Regions from separate parts of the Homo sapiens genome. Here regions 1 and 3 are each linked to region 2. A link is a contact called in ENCODE Hi-C or POLR2A ChIA-PET data. All regions are on one chromosome and are shown on one strand. The core of a region is the stretch at or near the end of the contact, and the rest is flanking DNA. Distances in the headings are between cores, read along the strand shown.

Region 1 (3,083 bases), core at 82-2,581, 530 kb before region 2:
TCATGTAGCCAGATTTATTATTTTTATGGGTTTTAGATTTTGAGTCATATGGTTAGATAATGTTTCCCTATTCCCACGTGTTAGAATTATTATTCATGTTTTCTTCTAATACATGTATAGGTGGATTTTTTATATTTAGATCTCAGATCCATTTAGAATTTATCTCTATTGTGATGTGTGGTGGGAAATACAAATCCAGTTTTACCTTTGCCAAACGGTTATCATCCCAGCACAACTTCTAAGTTCTTCATTTCCCTGTTGATATGTGGTGTCACCTTCATCATTTACTCAATATCCTTACATACCTGGATCCATTTCTGGTCTATTCTTTCTCTCTGTTAATACACTAAAATTATATGGGTATGTTCCAGTATCTGATAAGGTTGACCCTCACCATTTTTCTTTTTCATGGGTTTCCTGGCTATTCTTATTTCCCCACATGAATTTTATAATCAGTTTATCTAATTCCAGAACAATATTTGTTGATATTTTTGTTGGAATACTACAGTTGCATACGTATTTAGGGAGGACTGACCTCTTTGAGTCTTTCCAAGAACCTCATATCGCTTTCTGTTTGTTTAAATGTATACTTGGCCTTTTAGGAATGTTTTAAAGCTTTCCCCATAGAAGTTTTGTTCATTTCTTGTTAAGTTTATTCCTAGTTTCACTTTTTTGCTGCTCTTGTAAATATGGTCTTCTCTTCCATTATATCTCGTAACTCGTTATCATTGATTATTCACATATATGAAGGTCGTTGATTTTAGTGTGTTAACTTTATATCTTGCTATTTTACTAAATTATCCTTTTTTTATAGTTTTTCCATTGAACCGGGTTTTCTGACATATAATCATACATCAGCACATAAAAGAGAACATCAAAAGAATCGTGGATGGCGAAAGAGCCGGCAGAAACCAGCCGGCTGGCCCTTGAGAAGTCTGTGTGGAAGAAGTCCCTTCGCCACCGCTAAGCGCGGATTTGGGAAGGTCCCCCGGAGAACATCCCTTTGAGGCATCTCTAACCTCAGAGACACAGAATCCCAAAGTGAATGGAGACGCAAGGGATTTCCCTGTCTTAAGATCAGTTCTACAAGCCTCGACCACCCATCGGGTCGGGGGAAGTGTGGACAATGGCTGGGTAAAGAAGAGGAGAAGATAAACCCGTTCCATTTACCAGCGGGCCTGAAAGCCATCAACCTTCCTCTCACGTAGACGCGCGGAAACACTACCGAGTTGAAAGCCCCTTTCGCTCCCTTCCTAGAGCGGCCGCGGAAGTGCGCCCCGCGCGGGCTGGTTCTTAGACCCCCCGTGGCCGCTTCCGGCCTTTGTGGGTCACTTTTGATGGGTTCCGGGTCCCAAAAGGGTTCGAGGCCTCTTGCCTTCGCTCCGTAGGAGGGAGTTCTCTTCTGGCCCTGGGGGCCGCAGGTGAGCGATGTTGTGCTCTGTACGCTGCGAGCAGGTGGGCGGGAGATTGCTGTATTCCAGCTGCTGGGCCCCTCAGGCCCTGGCCGGTGCAGAGTGGACCCCGGTCCTCCCAAACCCAGGCGGATCCGCGGGAAGCTCTCCCTCCCCAAAGTGCGTTGGGACATTAGGATGAGGGTTTGGCTCCCAGTCTCTGCAGCAATTCCAGGCTGTAAGGCCCATACCTTCCGCGTTTGCTTCGGGCTGTGTATCCTTGGGTTCAGCGCTTACCGACATTTCTGGACAGTGGTGGGTCACAGACGCTCGCCGGCGTCCTAGGGACCCTTTCCTGGGCCTTCCTCACTTCAGATTATAATCACAGACCACGAGGTTAGAGGGAAGCCTTAAAGAGTAACCTCTTCAGCCTTCTCACTTTATAAATGAAGAATGAGGAGCAGAAAGATTAAGTCCCTGAAGAAATAAATTTACATGACTGTAGCTTTTGTGATTTCATGGTTTCCACCAGACATCTGGACATTCAAAAGATAAAAGTAACTAATCAAGGATGTCCTAACCTTTTGTTATTATTATTTACTTGATCTAAATGTTAGTTTTATTCCATTTGTCTTTCATTTAGGACCAAATGAGAATAAGTTTACCAACAAGTCTTACTCTTAAGTCCTGAAACAACTTGGCACCTTTCCTCAGTCTTTCTCTTTAAATTAGTCTAATCTTTTTTTTTTTTTTTGAGACGGAGTCTCGCTCTGTCGCCCAGGCTGGAGTGCAGTGGCGCGATCTCGGCTCACTGCAAGCTCCGCCTCCCGGGTTCACGCCATTCCCCTGCCTCAGCCTCCTGAGTAGCTGGGACTACAGGCGCCCGCCGTCACGCCCGGCTAATTTTTTTTTTTTTTTTTTTTTTGTATTTTTAGTAGAGACGGGGTTTCACCATGTTAGCCAGGATGGTCTCGATCTCCTGACCTCGTGATCCGCCCGACTCGGCCTCCCAAAGTGCTGGGATTACAGGCGTGAGCCACTGTGCCCGGCCTAAATCGGTCTAATCTTAAGTCTTTTCTATCAGAGTATTTTTCTGAGTAAGTATTGTACATTAATCCGGAGGTCAGATTTCAAAGGTCATAGTTAAGTTCTCAGAATTTGCAGTTTTACTTTATGGTGGAGTTTGTATTAATAATGATGGCTTATTCTTCAGGACTGTCCAGGAATACAGTTTCCAGGTGAGATCTTACTTGAAACACCGGTAGTTCTAGCACAGCTAAAATGGCATCTACTTGGGCTATCCAGGCCCACATGGACCAGGATGAACCTTTGGAAGTAAAGATAGAGGAAGAGAAATATACCACCAGACAGGATTGGGACCTGCGTAAAAACAACACCCATAGCAGAGAGGTCTTCCGTCAGTACTTCAGACAGTTCTGCTACCAGGAGACATCTGGTCCCCGTGAGGCTTTGAGCCGACTCCGAGAACTTTGCCATCAGTGGCTGAGGCCAGAGACCCACACCAAAGAACAGATTCTGGAGCTGCTGGTGCTGGAGCAGTTCCTGACCATCCTACCTGAGGAGCTCCAGGCCTGGGTGCAGGAGCAGCATCCAGAGAGTGGGGAGGAGGTGGTGACTGTGCTGGAGGATTTAGAGAGAGAACTGGATGAACCAGGAGAGCAGGTGAGAAAA
Region 2 (2,906 bases), core at 59-2,558:
TTATTAGAGTATGAATTCCAGCCGTTGGTTTTTGTTAAGTTGGTGTCAAGCTTTTTGTCAGACGCCTAGCTACAAAGAAGCTTCTTATATTTTAAAAAGCCCGCTCTATAATCTGATTGGCCAGTTTTTGTTCCATCATCTGTATGTGGTTTTTCCGCGTTTAAGCCATTTAGGCACCAGCTACTTCGGCGTCACTAATGTGTTCGGCATTAATATAATATGCTATCAACGCACAAGACAATATAGTAGCAAGTTTCAAGATGGGGTCTCTATTACATGCCAATTTGATATGACCGTGTCATTCTGTACTGGATTATTTTTTTTTCCTCAAGTCAGGTTCTCGCTGTCACCCAGGCTGGCGTGCAGTGGCGTGGTCTCGGCTCACTACAGCCTCAGCCTCCCCGGCTCAAGGGATCGTCCCACTTCAGCCTCTGTGAAGTGCTAGGACTAAAGGCGTGCACCACCCCGGTCGGCTAATTTTTGTATCCGCTATGATGCCCAGGCAGATCTCGAATTCATGAGCTCCAGCGATCTTCCCGCCTCAGCTTCCAAAAGTGCTGGGATTACAGGCGTGAGCCACTGAGCCTGGCTCTGGATTTTTTTTTATTGGTTCTAGTTCATATAACACGAGATGAATAAACACAGCGAACATTCTTGTAAGCCCTACATTAAATAACTAGTTCACATTCTGACTTAAACATGTCACCTGAATCCTGTAAGGTTTTTCCTAAAAGTCATTCCTAAGCTCTAGATGAAAAATGCTTTATCTTTTCATAACAAACGTTCCAAATGTTTAACCAGTGGCCCAGCTCTCCCGCAGAAATAGTAGGTGGCTCTGAAAAGAGCCGTTGTATTGGAAAGTGATTCTATGGAGACATTATTTGCCTTTGGCCTTGTGGTGACTCTCGGTCTTCTTGGGCAGTAGCACAGCCTGGATGTTGGGCAGGACACCACCCTGAGCGATGGTTACTTTGCCCAGCAGCTTGTTGAGCTCCTCGTCGTTGCGGATGGCCAGCTGCAAGTGGCGCGGGATAATGCGGGTCTTCTTGTTGTCGCGGGCGGCGTTGCCCGCCAGCTCCAGGATCTCGGCAGTCAGGTACTCCAGCACCGCCGCCAGGTACACCGGCGCGCCGGCCCCGACCCGCTCAGCATAGTTGCCCTTGCGGAGCAGTCGGTGCACTCGGCCCACGGGGAACTGGAGACCGGCACGAGAAGAGCGGGTCTTGGCTTTGGCGCGAGCTTTGCCTCCCTGCTTGCCGCGTCCCGACATGACGAAGAAACGATAAATGGAGGAACTGAGAACAGCCGAGAGAAGTTCACCAGAGCTCCACTACTTATAGTCAATACTGGGCGCGAAAATAAAGCTGTGCCATTGGCTCAAATTACAGTTTTATTTCAACCAATGGAATCGCTGTTATGAAACATGCTTCTTTGGATTGGACAAACGTGTATATGACGTCATCTAGAATCGCCACCAGTCCTACACACTATTTTATTAATCACCTCATTTGCATAAGAATTCGTGAACAGGACGTTACAACACACAGCTTTTTCTTCTTCTTCTTTTTTTGTTTTTTTAAGACAGGGTCTCCCTCTCGCCCGGGCTGGAGTGCGGTGGTACGATCTCCGGTCGCTGCAACGTCCGCTCCTGGGTTCAAGTGATTCTCCTGCCTCGGCCTCCTGAGTAGCTGAGATTACAAGCGTCAGCCACCATAGCCCGGCTAATTTTTGTATTTTTTAGTAGAGACAGGGTTTCACCATATTGGTCATCCTGGTCTCAAACCCCTGAGCTCAGGTGAGCCACCTGCCTCAACCTCCCAAAATGCTGGGATTAAAGGCGTGAGCCACAGCGCCCGGCGACTTTTTTTTTTTTTTTTTTTTTTTTTTTCCCTTGAGACAGGGTCTGGCTTTGCCGCCCAGGTTGGAGAGCAGTGGCGCGATCGTGGCTCACCGCAACCTCCGCCTTCCTGGCCGAAGCGATCCTCCTCCCTGAGCCTCCCCAGTAGCTGGGGTTACAGGAGTGCATCACGCGCCCAGCTAATTTTTTACATTTGTTTGAAGAGTCATGGTTTCGCCATGTTGTTCAGGCTGCTCTCGAACTCCTGACCTCAAGTGATCCGCCCGCCTCCGCCTCCCAAAGTACTGGAATTACAGGCGTGCGCCGCCGCGCCCGGCCGCTTTTTCCTATTCCTTGTACCCTTTCTGCAGTTAAACTACAACACGCCTGACCCCACCAAGTCGGCCACAGCCCCGAAAAAGGGTTCCAAGAAGACTATTACTAAGGCAAGAAGCGAAAGCGCAGCCGCAAGGAGAGCTGCTCCGTGTACTTGTACAAGGTGCTGAAGCAGGTCCACCAACACCGGCATCTCGTCCAAAGCAATGGGGATCTTGAACACCTTCGTTATGCCATCTTCGAGCGTATTGCGGGCGAGGCTTCCCGCCTGGCGCGTTACAACAAGCGTTCGACCATCACCTCCAGGGAGATCCAGACGGCTGTTCGCCTGTCACGCATGCTGTGTCCGAGAGCACCAAAGCCGTAACCAAGCACACCAGCTCCAAGTGAGCTCCTTGCTGGTTCGTCCACTTGGAACCCCACTAGGTTCTTCCTGACTCACACTCCACTAGGTTCTTCCTGACCCACACCCTAAGGACTCTTTTCAGAGATATTCACACTTCCTAAATAGAACTGACGCTCGTTTATCCCTAGTTTTGAAATGTTCAGTTAGCTTTAACCTAAAGCCTTTCATAAATGCTTCTTAATTTATGCAAAAGATACATTGTGGCCTTATGATATTTCCAATATTATCTGCTACTAAGTATTTTATGTTACAAACGTCAAATACACAAAACGGGAGTTTTATTGTGCGAATTTCACTTATCCAGGCTCAATTTCAACACCGAGAATC
Region 3 (2,981 bases), core at 48-2,547, 580 kb before region 2:
AATAAAACCTTACCACTTTTCAGTTTTTGGGTCTGCACTACTTTTAAGCATTGTAATGCTCACTACGATGGTCTGCAGCTTCAGTCCTTAAGTCAGCGAGACCACGAACCCACCAGAAGGAAGAAGCAACTGCAGGCACGCCACCCTTAGGAGTTGTAACACTCACTGCAAAGGTTTACGACCTCACTCCTGAAGTCAAGTGAGACCACGAACCCACCGGAAGGAAGAAACTCTGGACGCATCTGAACAGCAGAAGGAACAAAGTCCAGACACACCATCTTTAAGAACTGTAATGCTCACCGTGAGTATCCGCGGCTTCATTCTTGAAGTCAGAGCAGGAACCCACTGGAAGGAGCCAATTCTGGACACAGTAGACTGGCAGGAACCAATGCCAGACACAGTAGCAATGAGGTTATTCATTGCCCGAAATCCAGATCTTGGTTTCTATATACCATTTTTCACTGATGTACTGTAGCTTCATGAAGCAATGGTGATTCTAGGTTTAGGGTAGGAATAGTATAAAATGGGACTGAAATATCTTTTGTGAGAAAGTGAAGTGCACAAAAACTGTTGGGAACTTATCAAAGGACATAGAAACCTGTTTGTGGCCGGGTGCGGTGGCTCACTTCTGTAATCCCAGCCCTTTCGGAGGCCGAGGGAGCGGATCACTTGAGGGACAGGAGTTCAAGACCAGCCTCACTAAGGCATAGTGGTGTGTTCTTGTAATCCCAGATACTCAGGAGGCCGAGACAGGAGGATCACTTGAACCCGGAATGCGGAGGTTGCAGTGAGCTGAGATCGCATCCACTGCACTCCAGCCTGGAGACTTTGTCAAAAAAAGAAAAGAGAGGGAGCAGTGTGAAAGGGCTCCAACTGACCAAATTTTAAATAATTTGAGCATCAACATAATAATAACAGTAATTATTTGTAAAGGAATCCATGAGTTCATCGTGATAAAATGAGACGGCAGGGAAAAGAAAGGGTATTCTTTGCAGGAAATGGCAACTAATAAATGTAGAAATGTGCTTCAGTTTCCTCACCTGTTAAATGGAGATAATTGTACCTAACTCACAGGGTTGTTATGCGGGGTAATGAATTAATACGTGTTAAAACACTATGTTGGCCGTTATTATATTGCCGCGTGGAAGACAATGTGTCACCTAGTATCTCACTTAAGACTACAGACGGGATTCAGAGTGACGACCACAGAGGTGTGGAAACCTCCGGCCTTCCTAGAAGGAACACAGCCGGAACCGCTGTTTCGCGGAGAGCGGGCCGCGGTGACGCATTTCCGGCCTTTGTAGTTTATCATTCTTTGGGCTGCGGTTGTCAAGGATTCAGAGCAGATGTGATCTGCGCTAGGTGGCATCTCCTCTCACGGATGCCTCGGTGAGCTTCGGAGTCGGGCTACCGCTGAGGGGCTTCGGAAGGGCCAGTCTGTGCACTGCGACCTGGACTGGGTGTGGGGATTTGGCGGCAGGGTCTTCTTGGCCAGAGATGGGCCGGGCAGGTGAAGGGCAGAGGAGGTTGCTCCGCAGCCTGGAAGGGCTTTGTTAACCAAAAGTCAGCGTCGTTGCCCCTACCCCTTTCCCCCACCCTATGTCTGTTCCTGAGCTCTTCAACCTCTCTGCCCTGTACTGATGGCACTCTGAACTCTCCGTATCTGCATCTTAGGATTCAAATAGATTCGGATATGAAGAAATGTTTGTATTTTCCGATGTCTTATTCTCTACTGTGGACTTATTTTAAAGAATGAGCAGGGATAGTTTTAAACTATGCCACAGCCTTTCTTAGTCTAACTCACATAGTATAAAGGCTCTTGCTGCTATCGAATTTTTTAAAAGAATAAATAGCATCTACTATGTGCCAGCCCAGCACTGTTCTAAGCACTTTACAAATATTATCTGCTTCTCATAACTCTATGAGATAGACACTATTATTATGTAGACTACACCCCACCTCTCTGTCCCGCCCCTTTTTAAAATTAACATACAAGAAGAAAATGAAGTTAGTAACTTGCCCAAGGTCGTAGAGCGAGTAAGGGGTGTAGGCAGGATTCAAATACAGGCAATTTGGCTCCAGACTCCATTTTCTTAAAACCTTTGCTATGCTAACTCCACTCTGTTCCTATATTAGCTTTACAGCTATAACCCGGGAAGTTACTTCGCTCATTTGAATCCCGTCCTTCTTTTGTACCTCAGTAGTCCTGGGCTTCTAGTTAGGATTTGATTGGAGAGAATATATCTGAAGACGTATATCTTTCAGTGTTTCTGCAAACCTGATGAAACAGCCGTTTTATTGGTTTGTGTGCATGTTTTCACCCACTCATCTTGTTCTTTGAGCAATAGAAAAAGATTACAGTCTTGGCCCTAAGGGAAAGTAGCAACTATTAATTAAACTACCATTGTACCAAAATTGTACATTATCTTATTAAAAGATTAATTTGCATGTTTATATGCCAGGTTTTGTGCAAAAACACTTTGTATGCATTATCTCATTTAATATTCTCAACAAGTTGGCAAGGCAGTTGTTGACCTCATTTCATATATGAGCTTGAGGCTTAGAAAAATCAACTAACTTGCCCAAGATCACTGCGTTAAAATTCACAGATGGCCTGGCACTATGGTTCATGCCTGTAATCCCAGCACTTTGGGAGGCCGAGGTGGGCAGATCACGTGAGGTCGGGAGTTCGAGACCAGCCTGACCCATATGGTGAAACTCCATCCTACTAAAAATGCAAAAATGAGCCAGGAGTGGTGGTGGGTCCCTGTAATCCCAGCTACTCCGGAAGCTGAGGCAGGAGGATTGCTTGAACCTGGGAGGCAGAGGTTGCAAGTGAGCCGAGATCGCACCACTGCACTCCCGCCTGGGCAACAAAAGCAAGACTCTGTCTCAAAAAAAAAAAAAAAAAAATTAACAACCAGATCTGCCTGTGTTCTCTGCTATCTCATACTACCTTCTGCTTGTCTAAGGTAAATAAA

The links. A loop is a pair of places that touch in the nucleus more often than their neighbours do. ChIA-PET counts read pairs that join two places held with the same protein, here RNA polymerase II (POLR2A). Pooled maps may share reads with other maps.
Region 1: a loop to region 2 is called in a pooled map, with 2.8 times the contacts of the local background. The contact joins the promoter of ZSCAN12 here to the promoter of H2AC16 in region 2. A Hi-C loop is called at or near these places in 4 of 50 pooled maps. POLR2A ChIA-PET finds 5 or more read pairs at or near these places in 3 of 52 experiments (CD4-positive, alpha-beta T cell, HepG2 and PC-9).
Region 3: a pooled map shows a loop between it and region 2 (4-fold over the local background). The contact joins the promoter of ZSCAN23 here to the promoter of H2AC16 in region 2. A Hi-C loop is called at or near these places in 2 of 50 pooled maps. POLR2A ChIA-PET finds 5 or more read pairs at or near these places in 2 of 52 experiments (GM10248 and activated CD4-positive, alpha-beta T cell).

Annotation. Positions count from the first base shown.
Region 1 is chr6:28,397,995-28,401,077 of GRCh38, reverse strand. ZSCAN12 (zinc finger and SCAN domain containing 12) reads left to right here and starts at 1,331. Exons shown (of 4, transcript NM_001163391.2): 1 at 1,331-1,421; 2 at 2,605-3,074. The coding sequence starts at 2,673. LOC105374998 (a long non-coding RNA gene) reads right to left here and starts at 1,259. Exons shown (of 2, transcript XR_926659.2): 1 at 1,171-1,259. RefSeq lists an enhancer at 948-1,197 and a silencer at 2,209-2,278.
Region 2 is chr6:27,863,719-27,866,624 of GRCh38, reverse strand. H2AC16 (H2A clustered histone 16) reads right to left here and starts at 1,308. Exons shown (of 1, transcript NM_003511.3): 1 at 827-1,308. The coding sequence starts at 1,270. The coding sequence ends at 878. It also overlaps the pseudogene H2BC16P. RefSeq lists enhancers at 788-837, 1,128-1,217, 769-1,290, 1,488-1,557, 1,618-1,687 and 1 more.
Region 3 is chr6:28,441,807-28,444,787 of GRCh38, reverse strand. It overlaps ZSCAN23 (zinc finger and SCAN domain containing 23), which reads left to right and starts at 1,297. Exons shown (of 4, transcript NM_001012455.2): 1 at 1,297-1,389. RefSeq lists enhancers at 1,115-1,194, 1,365-1,414, 988-1,498.